Linked DNA regions of Homo sapiens: region 1 is linked to region 2. The links are chromatin loops, found by intact Hi-C in ENCODE. Cell type or tissue: Calu3. All regions are shown on one strand. Links, peaks and the distances in the headings refer to the core of each region. The heading gives the core; the rest is flanking DNA.

What was found. A loop is a pair of places that touch in the nucleus more often than their neighbours do. Peaks named below come from ENCODE experiments on the same cell type or tissue, not always from the same donor. Only the 100,000 strongest peaks of a DNase experiment are listed, where the experiment ranks them.
Region 1: it touches region 2 in a loop (4-fold over the local background); 2 of 110 quality-filtered maps call a loop at or near these places.

What each region holds. Positions count from the first base shown.
Region 1 is chr1:147,381,452-147,396,871 of GRCh38, forward strand. LINC00624 (long intergenic non-protein coding RNA 624) reads right to left here. Exons shown (of 4, transcript NR_038423.2): 4 at 741-3,412. Among named protein-coding and RNA genes, the nearest start is that of LINC00624, 130 kb to the right of the region's middle. In Calu3, for the core only: a CTCF peak has its summit at 8,658 (motif pointing left); a DNase peak (open chromatin) is centred at 8,680.
Region 2 is chr1:147,487,452-147,502,871 of GRCh38, forward strand. The region is part of intron 3 of LINC00624 (long intergenic non-protein coding RNA 624); the gene reads right to left. Among named protein-coding and RNA genes, the nearest start is that of LINC00624, 23 kb to the right of the region's middle. RefSeq lists a silencer at 7,612-7,801 and an enhancer at 15,413-15,420. In Calu3, for the core only: CTCF peaks have their summits at 7,720 (motif pointing right) and 9,427; DNase peaks (open chromatin) are centred at 7,750 and 9,330.

The DNA.
Region 1 (15,420 bases), core at 4,098-12,097, 110 kb before region 2:
TGGTGCATCACTATATATTGGGGAAAATAATAGTATCTACCTCATAGTATTGTTGTTAGGATTAAGTGATATAAAGCATATATGAGTACACAAAGGCATACAGAGTGATATAATGGACTTTGGAGAATCAGAAGTGGGAGGTTGGAAGAGGTTCTCAGGATAAAAAAAACTACCCATTAGGTACAATGTACACTACTTGGGTGACAGGTGCACTAAAATCTTCAAATTCACCACCGTATAATTCATCCATGCCACAAAAAACCACTTGTACCCCAAGAGCTATTGAAATAAAAATTTAAAAATATAAAGTACTTAGCATGAAGCCTGGTACATGGTAGGGGCATTATAAATATTAACTATTATTTGTATTATTAACAAATATGGATAATTAACTTTACCAATCTATGGTTCTTATAAGTGCCATTTTAGTTACCTTTTCAGATTGATTGCTGACTTCTGGAAACTGAGATAAGTATGATGAGCACTTGAGGAGGTCACTGTTCTGTCCTGATTTGTAGGATTTACATGTAGATGGTCCCAATGTCAGTCAGTAATACAAATTTATAGCAGTACAAGCTACAAAAATCTTGCTTACTGTGAATTAATCTTTCTTGCACATCTTACTTAGTAATGATAGTTTTCCTTGTCCTGAGTAAATATCAGTCAATAGCCAGATTAATTGCTTCTGCAATTAATTGCTCCCCAGATGTTACGGCTCTACCAAAAACAAGTTAAAAATATGTTAATTATTTTATTGATACATAATAGATGTACATATTTTGAGGGTACATGTGACAATTTAATACATCCATATAGTTTGTAAAGATCAAATCAGTGTAATTGGAATACATGTGTTCATTTTTTATATACATCATATGCGTGCTGTAACAAGGTGCTCCGCAGGCTCATCTCAGGCCAGGAGGCTCATTGCTGAGTTTTCACATGAGACCCAGGTCCAGAAGGCTTTGCACCGTGGCTCCTTTACAATTCTCGGAAAAGTGCTCCTGTTACGTGCATGTGGACAGATCTTGACCTTGGTTGATGAACCCAGAGTAAGACTGAGGGCCAGCTTCAGAGAATAGTCCACTCATTAAAGAGTTGAAACAAGGCTGGTATTCAAGAAAGCACACTGAATATTCTAGTTTCTCACACATCATAGAAAAAGAAGTTGATGAAAATATAAAGTTGGAAACAGGACATTTCTAGTTTCAGGAAAACAAAATTGTTGGGTTTGGGTAGTTACTAATAATCTCTAAAACCAATATGACTGACACCTGTGGCTTGAGAAGCTCCAAGAGAGTAAGAGAAGGGCGCTGTAATGGAACGTGATGATTCCCCACATTGTCTCTCTAGGTTGCCTCGCTCCCTCCCAGGTCACTGTCATCACCAGTGGCCACTTTTTCAGTTCTGTGGGCCCCTTTTTCCATTGGTATTAATTCTATCATCAAATTTCCACACCTGTACTTGGCTGTGGGTTGAAAATTCTCAGGAGAGAATGTGATTATTTCTGTGCCCAAGGTAGGTATTCAATAACTGTCTATTAATAAGTTCTGAAAATGAGCAAACAAAAATCCCTTCCTATAGCCTTCTAAAACCCACAGAAACATGAAATTCTTTCTCTCTTTCTCTCTCTTGGTAAAGGGGTGCATACTGCAGGAAACAGTGGGTTAAGCTATATGGAGGAATTTATAGCCAAGACATTCTAAATACATTCAACTCAGTCTTATTCATCATCAATTGACAAAGCAGATGAAGGTATCTATCTAAGACTAAATGACTTCTATCTGTGCATCTGTAAATTCCACAGGAATCCAAGGATGAAAATGGAAGATGTGGCCTACTTCTGCATCACGAGATCAGAGAATTACAGATGTGACCCTCACTTACAGGTGAGGCCCACTGGTGAATCTCCCCTCCGTACCAGGCAAGTTGAACAAAATTAGACAATTCAAGACTAAAACAGAAATAACCAATTTCCACTACAGCAACATGGACCCTGAATTCTTGGTGTGAATAAATAGGCAAATAAAGGAAATAAAATTCAGTGCATGTAAATTTCTTGGATTTTCAACCTAGAAAGACAGTGCAGGCAATTGTCACATTCCATTGTTGCTCTTCTGTTACTCTCTTAGAGCTTCTCAAGACATAGGTATTGGACATATTCAGTTTTAGGAATAATTAACTACCTGTACCCAACAACCTTGTTCTCCTAAAATCAGTATCTTTGGATACTCGTGTAATTATTCAAGATTGCTCAAGAATCCATTCTGGGGCAGAGTCTGTTGAATAGGTTTATAAATGATGATAAGGAAGGAGTACATAGTGAAGTCTCAGACTCCAAGATATACAAATCTCCCCAGAAAGAAGACACCCCAGAGAAGAGAGACATTATAGAATAATCCTGAGATTCGTGTCAATGGGCAGAGCCTTAAGAGATGTTATAATGTGTGTGAGGAAAAAGTAATGAATTTATGAGTAATCTAAAACACATCTATAAAATGAAAGACTATCCCTTAGATTCTGCTCAAGAAAAAGACCCAGAGTCATTAAATGTTGACCCCAGCATATGTACCAATATTCTGCATCAGGCAAAAAGACCTAGAAAATGAAGAAAATCATTAAGGACTATACTGGAAAGCAAGCTTTATACTGGTATATCTCTGTTTGAAAAGATTTATGTAGTTCTTGCTGCTATGCCTCAAAACCAAGTTTGCCATAACTTGAAAAGATCCAGAGAGCACAAGCTCAAAATAATTGGAGATATTGAGAATTATAAAAAGAATTTTTTGTTTAAGGTTAGATTTGTACTTCCAATATGGAAATCTAATTAGAAGTAATTAAATCTATATAACCATAAATAGTACAAATAAAGTGAACAGAGATTTGCTTATTCAACAACTTTAAAGACCTGGGACAGGGAGATGGTAATTTTTGAAACTCATAAAATGAATGCATTAGCCAAAGAGGTAGGTGTGACAGGAAATAGAAATGCATTTCAAAACATTTGGACAAATTTTGGCTGATGCAGTTATCAATGACTTTGAAATTGATTCAACTCCTGGAATTAAGATGGCTTCAGAAGGGGCAGTAGAAGTATTTCCTTGACATTTTTGTGGGCAGGATAATTCAGATGTGGATTGACCATATGCTCAAATATTCCCAAACAGCTCATGAGTTATAAAAGTTTGAAAACTATTGATATAATCAAAATATTACCTTTAATCCATTCAGCATACCACTTTTTATCCTTCTTCCTTTTAATTTCAAGGAAGTTGAATACCCAGTACAGTGAAGACAAACCTTCAGTAGTGAACGCTTCCCTTTGATCGATGGCCAGAGGTCAGGACTCTCCAGCAATTCTGATGAATGTATGTAACTTCTTGGTTCTTTCTCTATTGTTTCATCTTAAATTCTGCAAAGGAGATGATGCAGATGAGCAATGCTGCAGTTCCTTCTCATTTGCATTTTACTAGCTTTATGACAGTTTCCTTCTTGCATGATATTACCTAATTACATCCTTCAAGGAAGCACTAACATACCACTCTCCACTTTCAATTACTCACTCCAACGAAGGAAATCATGAAACACCCATCCCTTCTCAGAAAATTCACCCAGCAACTGGGTCACTGTGGGACAAAGATCGTGTGAAGGAGTGGAACTACAATCTCAGTCAGGAGGTCCTAAGACAAGCCAAGCTCTGGCCCTGTTTCCCTTCAAGCCAACTTCCTAGCCATACAATAATACAAGTCTCAGACCCATATATGCCCAGATGGTACTACCCAACTTACTGCTCATGTACTTCAATGAATTTGTTCCAAAAACAGCTTATTTCAAATAACTTTGGGATGTTTCCAAAAATCATCCATTTACAAGAAATCATCTTTTCCCAATACTTCAAAAAAAAAAGGGCTGTAATCTCTGAAAACCTTTGGAAAGAGAAAATCCAGACTAATGTTGAGCAGCTTGTGTTGCAGTTGGTGTGTAGCTTCCTAGGGGTTTGCTACACCTTTTACATATGGATGATCAGGCCTATGTAAACTTGTGAAGATGTGTCTTTGATGCCTGATTTTCCTTCCTTGACTCACTTTTATTTTTTTTTAAAGTTCTGGGGTACATGTGCAGGATGTGGAGGTTTGTTATGTACATAGGTAAACATGTGCCATGGTGGTTTGCTGCACCTATCAAACCATCACCTAGGTATTAAGTCCAGCATGCATGAGCTATTTTTCCTGATGCTTTCCCTCCACCTTCCCCATCACTGCCCTACAAGCCCCAGTGTATATTGTTCCCCTCTATGTGTCCATGTGTTCTCACTGTTCAGCTTCCACTCATAAGTGAGAACAAATGGTATTTGGTTTTCTGTTCCTGTGTTAGTTTGCTGGGCATAATGGCTTCCAGTTCCATCCATGTCCCTGCAAAGGAAATGATCTCATTCCTGTTTATGGCTACATAGTATCCCATGGTATATATGTACCACATTTTCTTTATCCAGTCTATCATTAATGGGCATTTTGGTTGATTCCATGTATTTGCTATTGTGAACAGTGATGCAATGAACCTACAAGTGGGTTTACTAGGTCATATGGTAGGTATGTGTTTAACTTTTTAAGCTGCCGCCAAACTGTTTTCTAAAGAGATTTGTTATTTTACATTCCTAATAACAACATATGAAAGTTTCAGTTGTTCCATATCTTTGGCAACACTTGGTTTGGCCCTTTAAATTTTAGCCATTCTAGAGGAAGTTTACTGGTATCTTATTTTAATTTGTGTGACCCTAATGAATAATGATGTTGAGCATATTTCATATACTTATTTGCTACTTATACATCTTCTTTGGTGAAATGTCTGTTCAAATTTAACTATTTTTAAATTTGGTTGTTTGTCTTATAGTTGAACTGTACATTTTTTTGTACTAGATACAAGTCCTTTTTTGGATATCTGTTAGCAGATATTTTCTCCCAATCTGTGGCTTTGCTTTTCACTTCCATTAGAGTATCTTCTTGAAGAGCAAAAGTTTTTAAATTTTGATGATGGCAAATATATGAGTATTTTCTATCTCATGCTTTTAGTGTCTTATCTATGAAATCTTTGCCTCACCAATGTCATTAAAATTTCTCCTATATTTTTGTAGAACTTTAATAGTTTTAGATTTTATATTTAGGTCTATGATTGATTACAAGACTATGTAGTACACAGAAATTTCATTAGCTATTCTAGGTTTTTCAAATTTCCACATAAATTTTAGTATCAAATTGTCATCTTTTTTTAAAAAAAGAGAAAAACCCTGCTATTATTTTGAATGGTATTATATAGAATCTATAGAACAATTTGGAGATAAGTAACATGTTAATATGGAGTCTTCCTATACATGAACAAATTCCCAGCTTTGTTTTTTTAAAATAGTTTCTGCTATTCTGAGTCTTTTGAGTTTTCACAGAATTTTTAGAATCTGCTTGTTTGTCTCCACACAAAATCTACTGGAATTTTGAATGGCACCAAACCCATAGATCAATTTGGAAAAAATTGCCATCTTAAACAATATTGAGTTTTCCAATCCAAAAACATTGAAAGTTTGTACATTTACTTAGAGTTAAAAAATTATCTCTACAAGGTCTTTTTTTTTCTTTTTTCAACTTTTATTTTAGAATCAGGAAGTACATGTGCAGGTTTGTTATTATACGAAGGTATATTGCATGATGCTGACTCTACAATGTTTTGAAACTTTCCATGTACAAGACTTGCATACCGTCTATTAAATGTATTCCTACATGTGGTATTCTTTTTAATGCTTTTATAAATTCATAATTCCCTTTTCAGATTGTTTATAGCAGGTAGACAGAAATACAACTGATTTTTGTATATTGATCACATATCTTGTGACCTTGCTAAATTCCCTTATTAATTCTAGGATTTGTTTTGTTGTTATTGTTGTTTCTTGCGTAGACTCCCTAGGGTTTTCTACATGGACCACTGTGTCATCTGCACATAGGTATAATTGTTTTTTTTTTCCTTTTGATCCATATGTCTTTTCTTTCCTTTTATTTTCTTTTTGCATGGGCTACAACCTCCCATAGAGGTTAGAATGAATCGAAGAGGTTAGAGTGAACATCCTTGCCTTTTACCCAATCTTAGATGGAAAGTCTTCAGCCTTTTATCATTAAGACTGATGTTTGCCATAGGTTTTTTTGTAGATGGCTTTCACCAGACTGAGAAAGCTATCTTTTATTCCAAGTCTTTTGAGATTTTTTAAAATCATAAATAGGTATTGAATTTTGTCAAATATTTTTCTGCATATATTGAAATTATCATGTGGTTTTTGTCCTATATTATTTTAATATGATGTATTTCATTAATTGTTTTTTGGATGTTAAACAGCGTTGCACTCCTGGGATGCATCTTACCTAGTCATGGTGTATAATTCTTTTTCATATTCTTAGATTTCATTTTCTAATATTTCCATTTATATTCAGAAGAGATGTTGGTCTATAGTTTTCTTTTCTTGTAATATGCTTATCTTACTTTGGTATGAGGATAATATGGCCTCATAGAATGAGTTGGAAACTGTTCCTTCTGCCTCTATTTCCTGGAAGAGCTTGTGGAGCAGCAGTCTTATGTCTTTGTTAAGTGTTTGATGGAATTCACTTGCAAAGTCATGTAAGTCTGAGTTTGTATTTGTGAGAAGGTTTTAACTACAAATTTCTTTACAGATTTTGGATCTATTCAGATGTTTCATTTCTTCTTGAGTTAGTTTTGGTAGTTTATGGGGTTTTTTAAGAATTTGACTATTTCACCTAAGTTGTCTAATTTGTTGGCATAAAGTTCCTCATAATATTCCCTTATGATGCTTTTCATTTAATTTGAAATATTCTTTTTCTTTTCTAATATAGGCATTTAAAGTCATATGAATTTTTCTCTGTGTTGCTTTAGCTGCATCCCATAAATTGTAATATGTGTGGTTTTCATAGTGATACAATTTAAAATACTTTCTAAATTTTTGGTAATTTCTCCTGATTCATTCATAATATAATTCATTCAGAAATATATTGCTTAATTTCCAAATATTTGTGGAGTTTCCAAATTTCATTTTGTTGTTGGTTTCTAATTTAATTCCATTGTGGCTGGGGAACATACTTTGTATTATTTAAATACTTTCATGGAAAGGGACAAAATGGCTGACTAGACACAGCCAGGAAATGCCTCTCCCACAAAGAGAATCCAGGATTTCAAGTAAAACATCATAGTTCAAACAGATCATTTGAGAGAAAACACAAAAAGTTGATAGAGAGGTGACAGAGACACTGAGGGTGAAGAAGGAGGAAGCTAGGCGCCTGCATGGAGTCACTCAGAGTGACAAGACCAGCTCCTGATCCTGAGCAGGTCCTAGGGAAGCAGTGAGTGAAGGAACTCCCAGGCACCACACTCCCGCCACACACCTCTGGGATCCAGACTACAAGAGATCCCATGACCCCCACAGGCATTTGAACTGATAGAGGAAACTGCCTTGAAGCAGAACTGGAACCTGCATGGAGTCCAGAGCTACAGCAAAAATGTGAGCATAGGCTCCCATTCCCCAAGGCTCTCCATTTTGTTCTGTGTGGCTCTAGCCCCTGCTGACTGCCGGGCTGGGAGAGAGCAGAGCTACCTTTCCCGTGGGACAGGGGCACATCTGATACACATGGCCCTTGTACACCAGCTCCTCCCAAGGCCACATGCCTGGCTGCTCCTGCAACAGGGAGCACAGAGCACAGCCTCCAGCCTCCACTGCTCCACCTGAGTATTTTTGCCAATCGCCTGGCAGCAGTTTGGCTCCCCGGAACACAGCCAGTGCTCAACCCCAAGAGGCCAGAGGGCAAAGCCATGGGCCTGGTCCCCAACCCCCAGGGATTGTGCACACTGCCCAGGGGCATCAAGCTGAGATCTGTGACCTGACCTCAAGCAAGGGAAAAGCCTCCACTCTCAGAACACTGAGAAGAGTGAGGCGTGAGTTTGTGGGCATGTGCTGGCGTGGGACTTGAGCATCTCTTCCTATGCAAAGCTGGCCTGGGAAGAGCCTAGCCTGTTGACCAGCTGCAGCTTCTGCCCAAGAGGGCCCCAAGGCTTGGAACACCTGGAACAACCCAGCGATCTGGATGCAGAATGCTTGAGACAAATCTAGCTGGTCAGGCCTCCTCCTGGGGCAAACATCTGAGGGAGGCTCAGTTGGGGGACTGCAAGCTCAGTAGACCCCATAGCCATCTCCTGGGCAAAAATAAAAAACCCAGGCCGTGGACGCCACACCAGCTGCACACTCGTGGCACTACCACCCTGCCCAGGGATCCTCCGCCCATGATCCACTGCATCACCAGGCCAACGCAGACATAGCCCACAACCCTCTCTGGCTCTGCCAAACACAGAGAATCAGCAGGTTCCCTGGAGTGGTGGGTCTCTTGTTGACCCAACCTGTGGATCTGACTGCCCCTAACGGAGGTGGGAGTGCAGGCCACCAGGACCCCCACTGGAACTAAGGAACATAGACACAGTGCTAGTGATTGGAGGGGGGTCCCTCAAGGCCCAGGAGCAGATACCACGAGGGAGACATCTCTTGCCCTCCCCTCTCCCTCTTCCCCTAAGCACTGCTGCTAATGCACATAGCTAACAGCATATCTGCTGGCTCTTACTCTTAAGTGCCATCTACTGGATCATGACATGAATTACACCACCAACCAAAAGTAAATTTGTTGGGCAGGCAAAGCCTGTGAAACCCAGTGCAGGAAACTAGCCACAATTAAGGAATGCCCACAGACCCTTTACCCTTTGAAAGCACCCAGAAATGAAGCCAATCGACTATACACAACATACACCACAGTCAAAACCTCAAGGGGAAAAAAAGAATATAAAAACAAAAAGCCCCACTCAATCAACAGCAACTTTAAAAAGACAAAGAGACACCAGCCCTCTCAGATGAGAAGGAATCAGTGCAAGAACTCCAGCAATTCAAAAAGTCAGAGTGTTTCCTTACCTACAAAGTATCGCCCTAGCTCCCCAACAACGTGTCCTAACCAGACTGACATTTCTGAAATGACAGACATAGAATTTAGAATCTGAATAACAAGGAAGCTCAATGAGATTCAAGAGAAAGTTGAAACCCAAACTAAGAAAGGCAGTAAAATGATCCAAGAGTTGAAAGACAACATAGCTATTTTAAAAAAGAATCAAACTGAGCCTCTGAAATTGAAAAATTCACTACAGGAATTTCAAAATACAATGGAAAGCCTTAACAACAGAGCAAACCAAGCTGAGAAAAGAATTTCATACCTCAACAACTCAACCAGCAAAAAAGAAAAAACTCCATTAAATAGTGGGCAAAGGATATGAACAGATACTTCTCAAAAGAAGACATAAAAGTGGCCAAAAAACATATGAAAAAATGCTCAACATCAGTAATCATCAGAGAAATGCAAATCAAAACCACAACAAGGTACCATCTCACACTAGTCAGAATGGCTATTATTAAAAAGCCAAAAAGTAACAAATGCTGGTGAGGCTGTGGAGAAAAGAGGATGCTTATACACTGTTGGTGGGAATGTAAATTAGTTTGTCCTCTGTGAAAAGCAGTTTGAAGATTTCTCAAAAAACTTAAAAAAAAACAAAAAACAAAAAACGACCACTTAACCCAGCAATCCCATTACTGGTTATATACCCAAAAGAAAATAAATCATTCTACAAAAAAAAGACACATGCACTCGGATGTTCGTCACATCACTTTACAATAGCAAAGACACGGAATCAACGTAGGTACCCATCCGTGGAGGATTGGATAAAAAAAATATGGTACATACACACCACGGAATACTACACAGCCATAAAAAAGAATGAAATCCTGTCCTTAGCAGCAAAAAGGATGCAACTGTAGGTCATCATCCTAAGTGAATTAACACAGAAACAGAAGACCAAACACTGCATGTTCTAAGTGAGCACTAAACACTGGGACTCATGGACATAAAGATGGGAATAATAGACACTGGAGACTACTACAGTCGGGAGGTAAGAAGGGAGGCAAGAGTTGAAAAACTATCGGATACTATGGTCATTACCTGAGTGTTTGCTATGGGTATTGCATGAAATCTGTGTCTTAATCTAAATCTAAAAAGTTCAGATTAATATCAACTTAATTCCCATTATAAACTCATTAACACAAATTTGTAAGTATTGTTTTATCTTTAAAACATTTTTTATTTGATTTTTTTTTTGGGGGGGGAGCAGTGGGGATGGAGGCTTACTTTGTCACCCAGGCTGGAGTGATGAGATCAATCATACACCAAACCTCAGCATCATAGAATATGCCCGTGTAACAAACCTGCACATGTACCCCTTGAATCTAAAGTAAATGCTGAAATTTTTTTTAAAATAAAAATAAATAAACCCTTTAAATTCATTATTGCTTTGTGGTCCAGTATGTGATCTATGCTGGAGAATATTCCACATGTGCTTGAAAAGAATGTGTATTCTACTGTTGGATGGAGTATTTGATAGAGGTCTGTTAGATGAAGTTGGTTAATAGTGTCTTAAAGTCTTTTATATCTTTGCTGGTTTTCTGTCTATTCTATCCATTATTGACAGTGGAGTATTGAAACATCCAATTATTATTGTATTATCTATTTCACCCTTCAATTTTGTCAGTTTTTGTTTCATATCTTTGGATCTTTGTTCTTAAATGCATATATGTTTGTAATAATTAAAGCCTCCTTCTGAATTGACCTTTATGTCATTACAAAATCTCCCTCTTTGTCCGAAGTAAGCTTTTTTGTCTCAAAGTCTATTTTTTTCTGATATTAATATGGTCATTCCAGCTCCTTTACTGCTTGCACAGTGTATATTTTCCATCCTTTTACTTTCAATGTATTTGTATTTTTGAATTGAAAGTATGTCTTTTAAAGAAACACTTATCATATCATTGGATCCTGCCTTTTTTTTTTTTGAGGTGGAGTCTCACTGTCACCCAGGCTGGAGTGCAGTGGCATGATCTCGGCTCACTGCAGCCTCTGCCTCCTGGGTTCAACTGATTTCTCCTGCCTCAGCCTCCCAAGTAGCTGAAATTACAGGCACCCACTATCATGCCCAGCTAATTTTTGTATTTTTAGTAGAGACAGGGTTTCACCATGTTGGCCAGGCTGGTCTCAAACTCCTCACCTCAGGTGATCTGCCTGACTTGGCCTCCCAAAGTGCTGGGATTACAGGCGTGAGCCACTGTGCCTGGCCTGGATCCTGCTTTTTAATCCAATCTGAATCCCTGCCTTTTATTTGTAGTGTTTAATCCACCTACGTTTAATGTAGTTATTGAAATAATAGGAGTTACATCTGCTGTTTTGCAATTTGTTTTCTATATATTTTATGTATTTTTGTTCCTCTACTACTGCTATCTTTTATGTTATATAGAGATTTTCAATTGTAGCATTTAAACTCCCTTATTAGTTTTTTATTGTTTTGGTGACTCATGTTTAAACACAGACTTTAAGCCGGGTGTGGTGGCTCACCCCTGTAATCCCAGCACTTTGGGAGGCCAAGGCAGGCAGATTTCTTTTTTTTTTTTTTTTTTTTTTTTTTTGTAGACGGAGTCTCGCTCTGTCGCCCAGGCTGGAGTGCAGTGGCGGGATCTCGGCTCACTGCAAGCTCCGCCTCCCGGGTTCACGCCATTCTCCTGCCTCAGCCTCCCAAGTAGCTGGGACTACAGGCGCCCGCCCCACTACGCCCGGCTAATTTTTTGTATTTTTAGTAGAGACGGGGTTTCACCGTTTTAGCCGGGATGGTCTCGATCTCCTGACCTCGTGATCCGCCCGCCTTGGCCTCCCAAAGTGCTGGGATTACAGGCGTGAGCCACCGTGCCCGGCCAAGGCAGGCAGATTTCTTGAGGCCAGTAGTTTGAGACCAGCTTGGCCAACATGGCAAAATCCTGTCTCTACTAAAAATATAAAAGTTAGCCAGGCACGGCAGCACATGCCTGTAATGCCAGCTGCTCAGGAGGCTGAGGTAGGAGAATCACTTAAACCCGGGAGGCAGAGATTGCAGTGCGCCGAGATCATGCCACTGCACTCCAGCCTGGGTGACAGAATAAGACTCCATCCTGAAATAAATAAATAAAAATAGACTTTATTTTTTAGAGCATTTTTAGGTTTACAGCAAAATTGTACAGAAGGTACAGAGATTTCCCATATACTAATGTTTTTCTACTATATATTTTAAAGTATTTTTAAGTGTTTGCAATGGGTATTGCATGAAATCTGTGTCTTAATCTAAACCTAAAAGGTTCAGATTAATATTAATTCCAGTAGTTTATAAAAACTTTGCTTCTATATAACTCCCTTCCCATTATAAACTCATTAACACAAATTTGTAAGTATTATTTTATCTTTAAAACATTTTTTTATTTGATTTTTTTTTGGGCAGTGGGGATGGAGGCTTACTTTGTCACCCAGGCTGGAGTGCAGTGACACGATCTCGGCTCACTGCAACCTCCGCCTCCTGGGTTCAAGCGATTCTTCTGCCTCAGCCTCCCAAGTAGGTGGGATTACAGGTGCACACCACTCCGCCTGGCTAATTTTTGTATTTTTAGTAGAGATGGGGTTTCACCATGTTGGCCAGGCTGGTCTTGAACTCCTCACCTCAGGTGATCCATCTGCCTTGGCCTCCCAAAGTGCTGGGATTACAGATGTGAGCCACTGCGCCCAGCCATAAGTATTATTTTAAACAGTAGTCTTTAAAATCAGTTAAGAGAAGAAAAATTTAAAATATAAGTTGGTAATGACTTTTATATTTACTTCACTTAATTACTTTTACTTGTGTTCTTTAATTTTTTCATGTACTTTTGGATTACTCTCTAATGTTCTTTCTTTCAAGCCTGAGGTAATACCCTTTAGTATTTCTTATAGGGCAGGACTGCTGGTAGTTCATTATTTGTTATTGCTGAGTAGTATTCCATGATGGATGTACCATAGTTTGTTTAACTATTCATTAACTGGAGGACATACTGATTGTTTCCAGTTTGGGGCTATATAATAAAATGTTATATATATATAGTTATATAAAATATAGCTTATATACCACTATATAATTTATTATATGTAATAATGCTCATCTGAACAATCATGTACAAGCTTTAGTATGGATGTCAACATTTATTTCTCAGGGATAAATGGCCTGGTGAAAAGTTGATGGATTGTATAGCAGATGCACATTTAGTTTGTAAAGAAACTATCAAACTATTTCCCAGAGTACTTGTATTATTTTATATTCCCATTAGCATTGTGACAGAGATCCAGTTTCTCCATGTCCTTGCCAATATTTAGTACTATTTATCTTTATTTGAGCTATTCTAATGATTATGTTGTATCTCATCATGGTCTTCTGTTGCTTTTCCCTAATGGCTAGTGATACTGAATATCATTGTTATCTATATAACTTATTTTATGAAATGTCTCCTTGTGTATATTGACAATTTTCTAATTTGATTTTTTATTGTTAAGTTTGAGAGTTCTTTATAATTCTAGATGAGTCCTCTGTCAGATATATGGTTTGAAAATATTTTCTCCAGATCTGTATCTTGTTTTTTTGTCCTCTGATCTTCCACAGAGAAAAAGTTTTAAATTTTGGTGATGTCAATTTACTATTTTTTTCCTTTTATGGATCAAGCCTTTGGCATTATGTCTAAAATGTGTTCACCAAATCACTGGTCCACAAAATTTACTCCTATGCTTTTCCATAAAAGTTTTATAGTTTTATGGTTTAAGTTTAAATATATGATGCATTTTGAGTTAATTTTAGTATAAACTGTAAGGTTGAGGTTTAGTTTTTTTAATATGGATATCTAAATTCTTCATCACCATTTATTTGAAAGACTAAATTGATTTTACACTTTCATCTTAAATTAGTTACCCATGCCGCATTGAGTCTACTTCTAGGTTGTTTATTCTGTTCCATTGATCCAAGTGTCTTATCCTTACACTAATACTACACAGTCTTGTTGTAAGGTACAGTACTTTTTCCCATTTTATTTTTTTAAAACATAATTGCTTTAGCTATTCTAGTTCCTTTACCTTTTCATTTAAATTTTGGAATAATCTTGTCTATATCTGTTAAAAAATCTTACTGGGATTTTGATGGAAAATGTATTAAACCTGTAAATATCAATTTGGAGAGAACTGATATGACTATATTAATCAATCCATGAACACATATGCTCTTCCACTTATTTTTAGATCTTCTTTGATTTCTTTCATGAGCATTTTGTAGTTTTCAGTGTGCAAGTTGTGTGTATGTCCCATTACATTTATACCTAAGCATTTTTTTTAACAATTGTAAATGGTATTGTATTTAAAATTTTTGGTTTCCACATGATGCAAGATAGCTGAGCCCCACAACTGGGGCTTAGCCCAGGAGGGTTCTTAGCTTAACCCTGGAAATAATTCAAGGGCAAGCTGGTGGTGTCAGGCATCAATTTTTATTGAAGCAGCAGTGTACACCAGCAGTAGAGGTACTACTCCTTGCAGGGCAGGGCTGCCCAACAGGCAGTGAGCCCTGAGTAGTAGCTCAGGGCAGTTCTGCCATCACATTTATATCCACTTTTAATTATATGCAAATTAGGCAGATTATGAAAATTTTTAAGAAAAATGGTGGTAACTTCCAGGTGTTCCCATGCCACTGGTAAACAGGTGGCACACTGGTGGGCATGTCTTAGGGGAAGGTGCTCCCACCCCATCCCTGTTTTAGTTAGTCCTCAATTTGCTCTGGTGTCTGAGCCCCACTTCCAGAGTTGAATCCCACCTCCAAAATCAAGTCCTGTCTCCTACTTCACACGTTCTCATTAATAGAATATACATGTACAGTTGATATTTTGTTTGCTAACCTGTGACCTTGCTGTACTCATTTACTGGTTCTATGATTTTTTTTGTAGGCATCTTAGCATTTTCCACATAGACCATTATATCATCTGCAAATAAGAACAGTTTTATTTCTTTTTTCCTGATCTACCTGCCTTTAAAAAATTTTCCTGCCTTATTGCACTGCCTAGAACTTACAGCACTACACTGAATTAAGAGTAGTCAGAGCAGACATCCTTGTCTTGTTCCTGATCTTTTACCACTAAATGCAATGTTAGATGTGGGTTTTTCTTGCAGACTCCCTTTATCAAGTTGAGAACAACCCCCTCTATTCCTATTTTTCTAAGAGTTTTGCCATGGTTGTGTATTGGATTTCGTCAAATGCTTTTTCTGCATTGATAATACCATTCGGATGTTTGGCCCCTCCAAATCTTATGGTGAAATGTAATCCCCAGGGTTGGAGGTGGGCCCTGCTGGGAGGTGTTTGGGTCATGGGGGCACATCCTTCATGAATGGCTTGGGCTATCCTCATGATAGTGGGTGAGTTCACAAGAGATCTGGTTGTTTA
Region 2 (15,420 bases), core at 3,711-11,710:
AAATGAGGAGGAGGAGCCAGTGAAGCAGGAAGAAAGCTAAGAGTACGGTGACCAGGAAGCCAAGTACAAAAAGTGTTTCCAGAAAAGAGGAACAATCAATGATGTCAAATGTGGCAGACAGGTCAAGGGAGATGAGGACTGAGACTTGACCATTGGATCTAAACATGTGAAAGTCACTGGCCGTCTTGACAAGAACAGTTTTGGTAGAGTAGTGGGGGTGCAAGCCTGACTGGAGTGAGTTTACAAGAGAATGAAAAGAGAGGAATTAGAAGTATTAAGAATAAATGAGCTGCTGGGTGCCGTAGCTCACGCCTGTAATCCCAGCACTTTGGGAGGCCGAGGCAGATGGATCACCTGAGGTCAGGAGTTCGAGACCAACCTGGCCAATATGGTGAAACCCTGTCTCTACTAAAAATATTTTTAAAAAATTAGCCAGGCATGGTGGCAGATGCCTGTAATCCCAGCTACTTGTGAGGCTGAGGCAAGATAATTGCTTGAACCCGGGAGGTGGAGGTTGCAGTGAGCTGAGATGGCGCCACTGCACGCCAGCCTGGCGACAGAGCAAGACTCCGACTCAAAAAAAAAAAAAAAAAAAAAAGAATGAATAAGCTGGTTGTGGCATTTACTCTAAAGGGAAGCAAATAAATGTGATGTAGCTGGAAGGGGAATGAGATTAGAAAAGAAGTTTTACAAAGGATAAATAACAAGAGAAAAATAATTAGTCAAAAGAAACAAATTGATAATGTGGGAGAAAGGGGATAATGCTATAGTGATGGCCTTGAGTGGAGGACAGTGTATGAGATGGCGCATACTTGGAGAGGTTGGTCTAGTTAGGGGCACAGACACCAGGTGGGGAGGCAGAATATATGGCAGTTAGTAGGAGTATTGGGTAAGTTCTTTGATTACTTTGATTTTCTCTTCAATGTTGGAAGCACTAGGATCAGCTGAAAGTGAGGATGGGGAGGTGTTGGAGATTTGAGGAGACGAGAGAGAGTATACAATCATCTTGGAGAGTGAGAAAGTAAATGGAAGAGAGATATAGTATGATAGGCGGGCAGCGTTAGGCCCACTTGAGGTTTGTGGTCATTAATTGAAAATGGGAGGAATAAGCATGATTGTGCTTCTCCACTGCAGTTATTCATCTGTAAAATGGGGCTATCAGTGCCTTTCTCCGTCGGGTTGTTGGAGGATGTGAGGATTAAACATCTTAGTACAGGTAACATGCCTGGTACATATCACTTAATGAGTGTTAATTATTGTCCTGTAGAGTACATTGTTATCTTGTGTACATATCTCTGTTTTGATCACAAATAAGTGGACTCATAGAACTAAAGGTTAAAAATCATCGAGTCCAACCACTTACTTGATAACCTGAATTTCATCTACATCCTCATTCGGCCTTTGTTTGAGCTGCTTAGGGTAGGGCACATATTCTGTCCCAAAGCAGTCATTTCATCTTTGGACATCTCAAATAACTGGAATGGTCTTCCTTCTTTCATAGTGAAATTTGCCCTGTGGTAACTTTCACCAAAACTTACCCATTGGGCCACACTGAAAAAATCATCCTTGTCTATGGTTCCATCTCTCCTACAAACGGCACTCTTCATGTTTGACTATAGAGCAGACAGCATTCTGTGCAGCCGGTCTCAACCTTTTCAATACACCCTCCAACCTTTCCTTCCTTATCAGTATCATTTGCATTTGCAGAAGGAAAAAAAAGTCTATTTTTCAATACTTTCACCCCCTGGAGCCACATTCTTGTTAAAGTGTCTGACTTTGTTACCTTGCTTTTTTCTGCAGAGAAAAGTGGATAATCTGCTTTTTTCTAGTCTAGAACAATTTTCCTTTACTGCGTTTTGTAGAACACTGTAAGATTCTAACGATTGTTTCACTTAAAGACGGTTTAACACAAGCAAATAATTTTGAAAAACTGTAGTCAAAATTGCAGTTTTCTCATGTTGAAATAGCTAACATATACTATCAATTCCCAAAAAGGTAGCTGTAGTGCATTTCCTAAATGTATTTGTTAACAAAACATTTTGTTGTTGTTGCTGCTCATTTCCTGGAACTAGCATTCCACAGAATAATCTTTGGGAAACACTCATTCAGAAAAACGTCTCTTAAACTTAACTAACACATGACATATAAAATGTTGGCTTATATTACATGTATTATAAAGTTGCATAAATATGCACAATCATAAAACTAGGTGTTAACGCCAATCTTTATGCTTATAGTTCTTATATAAGCAACTATATAACTATAAAACCAAATCAATTTATAAAATAAATATAAGTAAAACAAATGAACTTCAAATCGACCACATTAAGTTAATGTGATATGTAATATTGCTTTGTTTAAACAAAATCACCAATGCAGAGTTTATTGATAATGACATAACATATTATTATTAACGGTTCTTTTTTATTTTGTACATGATACACTTGCATTTGAATCAATAATATGATTGCTGATCATTTCAGTTTTTTAAAAAGAAACTCATAACCACAAATTTATTTTTGGATAGGTCAATCAATTAAGGATTCACTTCCAAATAAAATACTATAATTTTAAAAAACTTTTTGAACAAAAAAATTATTGTATATTTATTTTCTTCTGTTGAACTGTATCAAGTTGGTATGAACAAAGAATACAAGTAAAACATTTAAAATATTGATACCATATGAATGTACTCACTATATGCACAGATTCTTTTTTTTTTTTTTTTTTTGAGACGGGGTCTCTGTTGCCCAGGCTGGAGTGCAGTGGAGCCATCTTGGCTCACTGCAACCTCCACCTCCCAGGTTCAAGCGATTCTCCTGCCTCAGCCTCTTGTGTAGCTGGGATTACAGGTGCCTGCCACCACACCCAGCTAATTTTTGTATTTTTACTAGAGATGGGGTTTCACTGTGTTGGCCAGGGTGGTCTCAAACTCCTGACCTCTTGATCCACCCGCCTTGGCCTCCCAAAGTACTGGGATTACAAGCGTGAGCCATCGCACCCGGCCAGATTCTTTAAAGTCTGACATTTCTATTCTTCTGTCACGTGGTTGTGATAGTCGTTCTCCCAGCGCTTTTACTTTCTTGACCTAGTGCAAAACCTTCATTCACAGGACACTCTAGGATATTATTTAGACTTCACTTGGCAGAAATATAATAATAGACGCAAACTCAGGCACTAAAACTGGGTGACCATATTCAGTTTTTAAGATAATTATCTATAACCCAGAAAATTTTTATATTATTTTCAGAAATTATTATAAAAGTGGAACCAATAATGGGAAAATAGAGATGAGGAGCTGCTGAAATGTCCATAATGATCTTTGCAGAGAGTGTGGATTGGCAGCCTCTGTTTTTTTGCACAGGGATGAAGAGAAACAGCTCAGCCGAAGTCTCCAGCACTCCCTTTTCTCCTCTACAGTTCTCCACCCACCCACCGGCCCAAAACACACAGGAAAGAAAACTGTCAGGTATATTTTTACATTCCTCACACCAGTGTGTTTCTTCCATTTGAAGCTGTAAGGCTTTTTAATCTATTATTGTAGAAGAAAGGCTTTTCCTCTCATTAAAGGGAATTCAAGTTCAGACTCCCTGGACTGATAGAGGATTCTGGATTTGGGGCTGGAGAAGATATATACTGTGATTTTCTCCTTAGAATTTAAGCTATAGTTCGGGATAAAATCTAAGCTAATGCTAATCTAATCTGAACTCTAACCTCCACTTGCAGGTGTAGGGAGTGTGATCTGCCACAAGACACCCCAAGTTCCTTTTTCACAGTGCCCTGTCCCCCGTACCAGAGTTGTCTCCAGCCTTGTGCTTTCTCCCTGCTTGCCTCTCCTGTTTCCTCTAGGGGCCCCCCCTTAGTCCTCCTCACCCTTCACCCTTCCTGCCCAAGGAGGAAGAAATTCCTCTAGGACCATGCTTCTGTGGAACTGGGAAGTGGTGGGCTGGCATGAAAAAGAAATGAAAGGCACCTCATCTAAAGAGAAGCTCAACTCCTAAGAAATAACATGCTTGCTTTTTGTCTTTCAACTCTTGGATGATAATAAACACACTAGGACGTTGAAGATTACAAAACACAGAACGTGGTCTCCAGGTCCACACTGATGATCTTTAACTACAAAAAAAATAGTGGGCAACTCTGGTTCAGCTAAATGGGAATATGTCTTAATGGTTTTCTCTGGATAGTAACCTCTTTCATTTACCTGCATTTCCTAATCTGAAAATCTCTAAGAGGTCAATATTCCACTGAAGTCAGGCATGGAAGGATCCTTGCCTCTTCTTCAAGAAAAAAGAAGGAAAGATAAATAAAACTGCACTCTGGGACTAAGAGCATGCAACTCAGATACTTGATACAAGGCATGCTCCGAATTCCTTTCTGTATAGTAGTGTTCACAGTTTTTTCTTCTCATTTTTACTTTTTAATTTCTTAACTTTTTTCTCAGTTGTTCAACAAACGTTTATTAAGCCCCTTTCATGTGATGGGCTCCCTGCTAAGTGTTTCCGGATTTAAAGAAGAAAAAGATTGGTGCCTGCCTTCGAAGGACTTTCAGTCTAGAGACAGACACTATACTATAAACTATAAATAGCCAAGTTAACAAATAATTTGCAATACATAATCATTCCTTAACTTGTTCAGAGCTGGTATGCCCATCTACATTTCCTTTATTTTTTATTTTCTGTTATAATCTCCACAGAGCAAGGCTCACCCTGGCCTGCCCAGGTTCTGCAGAGCTTGCTTACAATCTTTCAGAGAAGAGCATTCAGCATAGCTGCTTTTGATAATGAAGATATGGAGCTTTATATAATGACAACTGATCCATCTATAGATTGCAAGCTCTTTGTGCAGGCCTGTGTCTAATTGTCCATTTTGTATAGCAGCTAATCCACTGGGAAAATACCTTAAGTGTTTAAAAAAAAAAAAATGTGTAGCAATATTCCCCTGCTGCCACCTGGTGCTTTATTTACACTAAGTTACACTCTGAATTCTAGGTAAGGCAGCTTAAAATCATTTACCACACTCAACTATAAAATGAAATCCCAGCCCCTCAATACACACGCAAGCACATACAAATACATACTGATCACACATACATACACTCCTTCATTCCTTCCATCTCTGCTAGCCCAGAGCAGACATTTCTTCATGTTTTGAAGAAATGCTACTATGATAGCCAGAATTGAATCTTGAGAACTATGTTCAGTTAAGACTAGAGAATAGGACTAAGATAGTGTAATTGAAAAAACTTTCTGCTAGGCCGGGTGCGGTGGCTCACACCTATAATCCCAGCACTTTGGGAGGTCAAAGCAGGTGGATCACCTGAGGTCAGGAGTTCGACACCAGCCTGGCCAACATGGTGAAACCCCATCTCTACTAAAAATACAAAAATTAGCTGAGCATGGTGGCATGCACCTGTAATCCTAACTACCCGGGAGGCTGAGGCACAAGACTCCCTTGAACCCGGGATGTGGAGGTTGCAGTGAGCCAAGATCGCACCACTGCACTACAGCCTTGGAGACAGAGTGAGACCCTCTCATAAAACAAACAAACAAACAAACAAACAAAATATAACTTTCTTCTTTCTTCTGGATGACAAAATTGTGTGCTATACTGACGAGCCTGTGTAAAGAGTTAATGAAGCAGGCCGGGATCATCAGCTGTCAGTTAATTCATCATGAAATATTTTTGAAGACCCATAATTCAAAGCTCTGGAGAATCAGTGGTGAGCAAGAAGAATACCTTCTATGCTCAAAAGGAAGTTATATTCTAGTGTGGAGAGTGCTGTTAAGCTCCTAAACAAATTTTTAAAAATCAGGCAGGAGTAAGGGATAAAAAATACATAAAATATGGGGCTATGACTCAGGCGCTGCTTCCGTTAGTGGGGGCAGGGATGGCCCCTCAGAGGAGGTCACATTTGGGACTCGAGGCAATATTGATCATGAGGAAGACAGCTGTGTTAAAATCTAAAGGAAGAGCATTTCAGGCAAAAAAATGACAGCACAGGCCCCACGAAGAGAAAGACTTTGGTATCTTCAGGGAAGGCGGGAAGGCCGGGGTGGCCAGAGCAATGTGAGATGAAGGAGGGGTGGGTGGAGAAAGACTGGCTGGTGAGCGTGGGAGGGTTGGAGCAGGAGTGCCAATAGATTAGGGATTTGATTTGGTTCTGTAAGCAAAGGCAAAACCACTAGAGGGATTTAAGTAAGGGGGCAACACAATCTGTGCTGCTCTTCTGAATAATCACTCTGAAGGATGAATTCCAGGGGGAAGAGTAGAAGTCCAAGACCTGTTAAGAGGCTATGGCTGGCTGGGCGTGGTGGCTCACGCCTGTAATCCTAACACTTTGGGAGGCCGAGGCAGGCGGTTCACAAGGTCAGGAGTTCTAGACCAGCCTGGAAAACATGGTGAAACCCCGTCTCTACTAAAAATACAAAAATTAGCTGGGCGTGGTGGCACACACCTGTAATCCCAGCTACTCAGGAGGCTGAGGCAGGAGAATCACTTGAACCCGGGAGGCAGAAGTTGCAGTGAGCCAAGATCGCACCACTGTACTCCAGCCTAGGTGACAGAATGAGACTAGGTCTCAAAAAAAAAAAAAAAAAAAAAAAAGAGGCTATGGCTGTCATGTCATCCAGGTGGAAAGAGAGTAAGGTGTTACAGTAGCAGACAGTAGAGATGGAAGAAATTGTCAGCTTTGAGATATATTTTATAGGTAGAGCGAAGGGGTTTTTGGAAGACCTAGACATGGGGATATAACTGAAAGAAGAAAAGTAAATAGGGCTCCTAGAGCAACTAGGTAGATAGTGGTACCATTCACTAAGGTGGGAAAGGCCAGGGTTGGGGAATAGACCTAGGAGGAATGGGGAATAAATAGCTCTATTTGGCCATGTTAAGTTTGAAATAGCTGTTAGATTTCCAAATGGAGCAGACAGGTAGATACTAAGTCTGGATCTCAGGGAAGAGGCCCAGGTCATATGTGTAAGAATTGTCAGCATGTAGGTGGCTCCTAAGGCCATGCTTGTTCACCTTACTCTACCTTAAGCTCTAGATAATATCTTTTCCTAACCCCTCTGTCCCAGCTTCACTGAAAGGCATGTTCCCATCAGCAAAAATCTCAAAGACTGAATGGAATGGTAAAACTCTGCCATTCTAAAGAATCAGCTCCATGCACATGCATAAGACAGAGTTGCAAGGCCTCTTCCACCAAACCCCTCATTTACCCATGATAAGTTTGGGGTGCAGAGAGGTGAGAGACCCAGTGGTGTCAATGCCTAGCATTACCAGGGCTTAAACCCGATGTGCTGGTCCACAACACAGCATCCCTTCAGCAATCCTGTTGCCGCCAAGATGGCCTGATTATATTAGGGCTGTGGGATATGAACAAAGTCAGGTACATGCACATACCATGACTAAATTTAAAATTACAATTTTAATCTATGGGGAGGGTTCATTCTTTATCATTCAAAGGTGAGTGAGAGTCCTAGGCATGGTATAGAACAAACAGAAAGCAAAGTTTTAAAAATAATAATCCCTCTGAGGACCAATGAGGCTCACGTCTATCTCCAGGGCTCCTCTGAGCCCTGCTTGTCTTTAATTCATGGTCAGTGAATGTGAACAGGCATTGAGGCCCCAGGTGCCCTGGCAGTCTGCATCAACGCTTTGTGAATAACTGCCCTGGAAAGGTTAGGTACCACTTGGTTCCTGCAAAGCACCACTAGAGGGCTGCAGACACTAGCAGTGGCTGGTACAGACAGCCACTGAAACCGAATTTGAGAACCGCGCCATCGCCTAGTGGTCCAACCCTCCCTGTAGGTTGAGGAAATTAGAGCCTCAGAAATATTAAGTGGCTCTCCCAAGGCCTCCCGGCTGGTTAGTGACAAAGTCACAATTCCACCACAGTTCCTCTGATGCAAAATTCAGTGTGATATAATGGAAAGTATATGGGTTTTAGAGCCAAGAATCCCATTTTGCTGTGTCTTATCTTGGGTGCTCAGTGAAACTTCCTAACTTCTCTGAACTTCAGCATCTTGATCTGTTTTATGGGTGATGAGTGCTTCTGCCGTGCCATGTGTTCTGTTGGTACACTGTCATAGTTGAGGGGCCCGGCACTTAGTGAACACTCAGCCAATGCTGTGGCCTTCACCTCTTTCTGCTGAGGCCAGGTTCTTCTCTAAGATGGCTCAACCTCAAGAAGCAACTTTCAGGAATGAACTCAAATGATGCAGTCTGGTTACAATACTTTGCTGCATGTTGGAGTACACATAAAGAGAACTATATTGCTTTAAAAGACACAACAAATAAATACAACCATAGGAGGTACATATAGCTTTAGTTGAACAAGGAGGCATGGAAAGGAAAGGGGCTTCCTTGCTCTGTCCTAAGGTTTAGATTCCCAGCATGTCCTTTCATGCACCCCCATTCAGTGGATATTTGTTGAGTGCCCATTGAAGGAGGGACCTGGGCATTTGGGGAGGACACACACGAATCCTACCCTCAGCAAGAAACAACAATTTCATGCCAGGCTTTTCCCTGTAACTTTATTTATCTTACCTCTTGGATTCTCACGATAGTCACGCCAGTGATTATTAGTCCTTAAGGATTCATCAACAGTCCCTCATGATTTTAGAGATGAGAAAATTGAGTCTCCGAAAAGTTAAATAACTTGTCCAAGGTCTTTCAGAAAATACGGAGAAGCTCTGGAGTTTAAGCCCAGCTCTGCCTGAGCTTTCACAGCACTGCCTGTGCCCTATTCCTGGAGGTGTAAGGATTGAGGACGTGGGAAGTGCTGCAACAGGAAGGCTGCTGGGAATTCTGAGCAGCGGCCCCTAACTGAGGGGATCCAAGATGGCTTCAGGGGAAGCTCACACTGGCCTGGGGAGGTGGGAAGAAGAAATTCCTGCCACAACTGTATATGGTAAATCAGATGCATCAAAACATGGTGTGTTTGGTGGATGAAGGAGAACACACACACACACACACACACACACACACACAGAGTTAGGGCTGGTTGAATTCCATAAAAGAATTCTTCCTGAAAGGAAGTACAGTCAAAAGCTGAAGTAAAAAATCTAAAGTTAGATTTGTAACACCAGTATACCTCACTACCAGCTTGCCCAGAAAATTAATTTCATGTTCCACTGTTCTATTAAAAAACTCTGACTGAAATGTCTTCACAAGGTAAACAATAGGAAAGGGTCCAGGAACTTCCTAAAGCATTTAACACAGCCAAAGGCTGACCTGACCTAATTGGTGGGAAGTAGGAGGGAGGCCAGGGAATCCCAGCTCCCTTCCGCCTACCCAAGGCCTGGCACACTGCCACTTAGAAATACTAACTAGCCCAGTGGCCACGTTCAGCAACTGCAGGGCCGCCCCATCTGGCCCCTTGAGGTGCTGCCCACCAGCATGTTTGTCATTGTGAGCATCTTCTGAACATGAATGTCCAGATGCTCTTCCAAAGCAGTTCTAGAAATAGCCAGGCGCCTGAATAAAGCCTGACACAGGAAACATCTTTCCATCCAGGACAAAGCACACTCCTCCAGGGAAAGGAGAGAGGAAGTCATAATTAGAATCATTCATTCATCCAACAGAACTGAGCCTCCAGCAAAGAGCCAAATGTAATTTTTGACTCTGACTGCACATTGGAATCACCTGGGAACTTTTAAAAATACCAATGCCGCAGCTCCACCCTAAAACAATTAAGTAAGAATATCTGGGAGTGCAGCCCAGGCCTTTGTATTTTTTAAAAGCTCTCTGGATGATTCTTATGTAGTTGAGAACTACTGCATTAAATATTATATACAACAAAAAACAGAGTCACTGACCAGGCCTCAAGGAGCTCACAGTTTCACAGAGCCCTACAGTTTGCAATATGTTTATTCCTGCCAGTGACCTTGGTTGATAGTCACAACCAGTCTGGGAGGTTGTTGTTATTGCCTGTTTTGCAGATGAGGCAGCTAAGCCTCAGAGAGAGTATACAGCTGCCCAATATTACACAGCAGGTAGGCAGCAAGTGAGCACAAGAACCAGGTTTTCTAATTCCATGACTCCTGCTCTCACATCACAGACCAACATGTAGAGGAATCGGACCGAGGAGAGGCTCAAAGCACTTCATAACTGCAGCATGGCAAGAGTCAAGAGCCAAAGGAATAAATCGAGGAGAGTCTTAGGTGGACCTACCTGCCCTAACTAATGTCCACCAACCAGCTGATGTCCATTAGTGTTCCTAAAACTGTGCCTGCGTTGATCAACTACTTATTTAACTCTTCTCATTAAGAATTTTCTAGGCAACAGAACCTTGTGGATAGAATTTTAAGCAGACACTTAAAAGATCACCTTGCCAGGCTCCACAATTGGCCTTCGGATATGCTAACAACCCCTAAGAAGAATACAATTTATTGCATAAATTCTGATACTGTGAACAGTAAGTACTTAGTACAGTGTCTCAACTGATTTGTTGGCCATTAATTAATGGTCAGTAGGTGTTAGAGGGAGAGCCCATGTTAGTAAAAAGGAAAAGGGAAACAGGTGCAGCATGTGGCTAAGCAGTGGGCCAGAACGCAGAGGCTTTGAAATCTAATTCCCTTCTGGGTGGCTGTTTAGCCTTATGTAAACCCTTGCCTCTTTAGGTTACATATACAGTTTTGCCTAACCCGAAGTGGGCTGTACATTCCCATGGCCTCAGAGATATTTAGTCTAGTTTCCCAAGTGCTGGTCCTTTGGGAAGCAGGAATTACTCTTCTCAAACAGATTTTCTACCCCTGCCCTTTCCCCTTCAGCAACTGTGATCTGGCTCTTCTCTGTCTCTCTTCTAACCCCTTTTCTTCCTCACTCCTGGTGTTTGTCAAAGGGCAGTTTCCCTGTTCACCACTTGGAAATCACCAATAAAATGCAACCCTTCCATTTTGCAGATGAAGAGACTGACATCCAAAGAGAGACCCTGGCCAAAGCCACCTAGACAGTGACAGAGCTAGGACCAGCCCAGCCTCCTGGTCCCACCCCAGTACTCTGTCAGGACAGAAACAACCAGGACCATAAAGCATTTGTGAGTGTAGGTTCCATTCCCAATGCTAACTAGAGCAACTCACAGTTACTAGACTCAGCTTAGTGGCCTTTGGATATGGGTCCAACTGTGGGAAAAATCACGATGAAAGGAAATGTAGTCTGATAACCCCTTGCCTCTTTCAGGTCAAGATGAAAGTACTTAGATGGGTTAGTAATGTATGTTACTAACACCTCAGTATATGCAAAATCCATATCTGTTTTTTAAAAGAGGATCCACCGGGAGAAGAACCCAAAGAAGTAAGTCTCTAATAACAGCATTTATGGTCTGTGATATCTGGATTCAGTTGACCTTCTTGGTTCCTTCCATAACAGTAGTAAGGATAGTAATAATAATACCCTACCTACCATTTACTGAGTGCCCAATATATTCCAGTGGCTCTGAAACAGGCTTCATGTATCATTTAATGCTCATGTGAAGCAGGTCTTATTTTCTCCTTATACAGTTGAGGAAAGTGAAACTCAGAGTGGGTAATAACATGCCCACGTTTCCACAGTTTGTAAGCACCTGAGCCAGGGTCAAGTCTGGGTCTTTATACCACATACATAAACCCCTCCTCAGAGGACCTCAGTCCTAAACAAACATCGAGAAATTTTGGACATGGCAAAGGCCACACATAGATACAAGGATGCATAAGAGAGAGAAATATCAGTCCTCAAAGGCTGAGCATTCTGCAGTTGGCTTTGAACTGGTTGCCCACCCATCCCCTGGACCATTCATCTTCCCCTCAGTCATGGACCCTGGAGGCTGTGAGGGAAGCAAGCAGCTTGAGCACTGTCTGGTCCAACACTGGAGGGAAGCCTGATGGCTGTGACATTCATCAACTGGTTAATTTCAGAAAGGCATCCATTTGCACCAGCTGCTTAAAAAGCTCCTGGCCCTCAGGAGACACTCAACCAATCACAAAGCAAAGGCAGGGAGTGTTTCTGGTAACCACATTCAATTGGGTGTCTGTCTGCTGCTTGATGGGTTGTATAATTTCAGCAAAGCAAAGGACAGTGGAGAATAGAGTTAAAATGAATGATCTTATTTCTTTTAAATTATTATTCTTATATTTATGACTCACATTTGTCCTTAATGCACAAGTGCCCTATTAACCTATCATGATGATGATGGTCATGATGAAAATGACTGCTGTTGCTCTTTACACGGCGAGAGATGCTTGGCTGTCTCTGACAAATTCTCCCTAGGTGGCTGCATCTTGTGTGTGTGTTTGGAGGGAGAGGTGAGGGAAAGTCACCACAGGTCCAGGGTCTCCTCCTGAACTCAGTCAGTTCAAGTTAAAGTCTCAAGTAAGAAATGTCTTATAAAAATGATTGGTAAACCAGAAGGCAAACACATTCACATAGACAAGGAGAGATTTCCCACCACTTCCCAGAGTTGGTGTTGAGGAATGGGGCACTTCCTCCTAGTTGTCAGTTCCCCTCATGAGAGCAAACGCTCTATGATCACAGATTTGAAATAAAGTGCATGGGATGTTCTTAAGAAACCATTTCTCCTCGTTGGGGTGAAGATGAATGAAGAGAAAAGCAGTATGATTATTTCAATCAATGCATAAAATGGATATGACAAAATACTGCTCCCTCTTATGATAAAAACTCACAGCACACTAGGAATACAAGGGAATGTCCTCACTCTGATAATAAGTATCCACAAACAAATTAAAACTAATCATATTAAGTGGAAAAACACTGAACGTTATCATTTCTATTCAACATTGTACTGGTCTGTGCCATATACTGTTAATGTCAGAAAAATAATTAAAATGCATTGCAATTGGAAAGGAAAAAATAAAATAGTAATTATTTGCAGTGACATGATTGTGTGTGTTGACCCTTCACAGCCTCACTCTATAGTTAATTCTTATCGGGACCTCTCAATGTGGCAAACACTGGACAACAATGATCTCACTTGGTCCTGCACTGGTTATCTCTTTCATTTTACTAGTGGTGAAGGAGAAGCCTAGAGAGGGCAGTACCCTCATTCAACTCCAGGTTTGTCTACCTACAAAGCTGAAGCTCTCAACTGCCCCCTTTGTCCCATCTCTGTAGGTTTAGAGCTACTTAAAGAGTTAGCACTGTGTGTCTATACTCAAAAGTACCTTCTCCCTCTGTAGTATTGAGCACTTCTAATTTTTGCTTACTCATTCCTTTTATAGTCTCTATGTAATCCACCAGTCTGGCTGCATTTGAGAGTTTATATGTTTGTTTTAAACTCAATGGTTTATTAAAGTTAAGAATGAAGACTCAGTCCAGAAAAATAAAATATATATACACGTATATATATATACGTGTACATATATACACACGTATATATATATACGTGTACATATATGCACACGTATATATACGTATATATACACGTATATAAATACACACATACACACACAATAGTAGAAAGAAGTTGGGGATTATGGTAACAGGGCAGGTAGGTAGGAGAGGACAGAACATAAATCTGAAGATGCTACATTCACTCATTCAACAATAAATAAGTGTGAAACATTTACTGTGTGCCAGCTACTGAATGCTTAGAACTGACAATAAAAAGATGAGGTCTCAGCCTTAGCGCCATCTTCTTGGAAACCTCTGTGCCATGAGAGCCAAGTGGAGGAAGAAGTGAATGTGCAGGCTGAAGCGCAAAAGAAAGATGAGGCAAAGGTTCAAGTAAATCACTAGTCTGTGCACCAGTGGAGGCCGCAGGAGTAGAAACATGGAATGGCAGAGGCTGGAAATGCTGGTACAAGTTGTTGAACTGCATGGATCTAGAGCTTCTCTCAATGGATCTAGAACTTCATCGTCATCTGATCACCGAGACTACCTCTGAGGCTCACCTTGCTCATAACAAAAACTGTCCATGTTGGTCCTTTGCCCCAGACCTGTGACATTCTGGACTATTTCTGTGTTCACTTGTGGCTGAGTGAAAGAGCCATACGATAAATTACCTCTTACTCTGTCTTAGCTGAAGAGTTAACAAAAAAATAAAAAAACAAAAAGATGAACAGGACTAAGCTATACCCTCAAGCTTCCCGCAGCATAGTACGGGTAGAAGTGGGAAATAGTTATGATCCAATGGGTATTTTGGAAGCAAAGGAAAATGCATGACCCGACTGCCAAAGTCCCTGAGTAGGGAAGCAGGGCTGGGAAGATTTCACTTGCCCTTTAAAATTATACATAATATCTTCTATTAGCTCATTCATAGCACCATAAGATGAAAAAAAGTTCATTTTTTTAAGTCCATGCTTAGGACAAAAAAGTCTTAACACAAGTATTTAGAAATATCGCCTTATAAATGAATAATGAAATATGCTGAGGTGGAATAAAAAATAATAATAAACTAACTATATTAGTCCATTTTCACACTGCTATAAAGAATACCACCTGAGCCTGGGTAATTTATAAAGAAAGGAGGTTTAATTGACTCACAGTTCCACATGGCTGGGAAGACCTCAGCAAACTTACAATCATGGCAGAAGGTGAAGGAGAGGCAGGCACCTTCTTCACCAGGCGGCAGGAAGGAGGAAAGAATGGGAAACTGCCATTTATAGAACCATCAGATTTCATGAGAATTCACTCGCTATCACAACAACAGCATGGGGGAAACTGCCCCATGATCCAATCACCTCCCACCAGGTCCCTCCCTCTGCACCTGGGGATTATAATTCAGATTACAATCCAGAGATTTGGGTGGGGACACAGAGTCAAGTCATATCATTAACATTTATTAATGCAGGCACTAGTCTAAGCTCTTTACATGTATTAACTCATTTAAGCCTCACTAGAACCCTAAGGGATAAATATCAATACTATTCCCATTTTACAAACTAAAAATTGACTCACAGGTTGCTACACATGGCCAAATAACACTTATTATCTATTATGTAACTGATCCTAAAAGGAGGTAGCAAGGAGTAGAGAGAAGAGAACAAACTTTAATTAGAACAAGGCTCTGCCACAGTTAGCTCTGTTGATTTGGGTCTTTATGGGTAAAGCGAGTGGGTTGGTAGATAACTTATGAGGCTCTTTCAATTTCAAGCCTTGAAAATCCTTCTTAACTTTATTTTCTATGGGAATAAGGTAAGGAAGGACAAAAGATGAGCAGAGGTGAGAAGCAAACTGAAGCCACCAGGGCTTTGGAAAGTGTCACTGGAACTGCAGCAGAGTTAATACAACAGAACTGATGCCCAGTAGGTGGTCAGGAAATAGATGCTAAACAAAATGAATGTATGAAGGGAATAACTAGTGAAGGAAAAACAAAATCTTCACTCAGAGATGTTAAAGATTGATGCCATACAATATAGCAGAAAAGAATGTAAACACTGTGTTTATAATAGAACCCCCAGTGGGACTGCAGAGGAAGAAGAATGA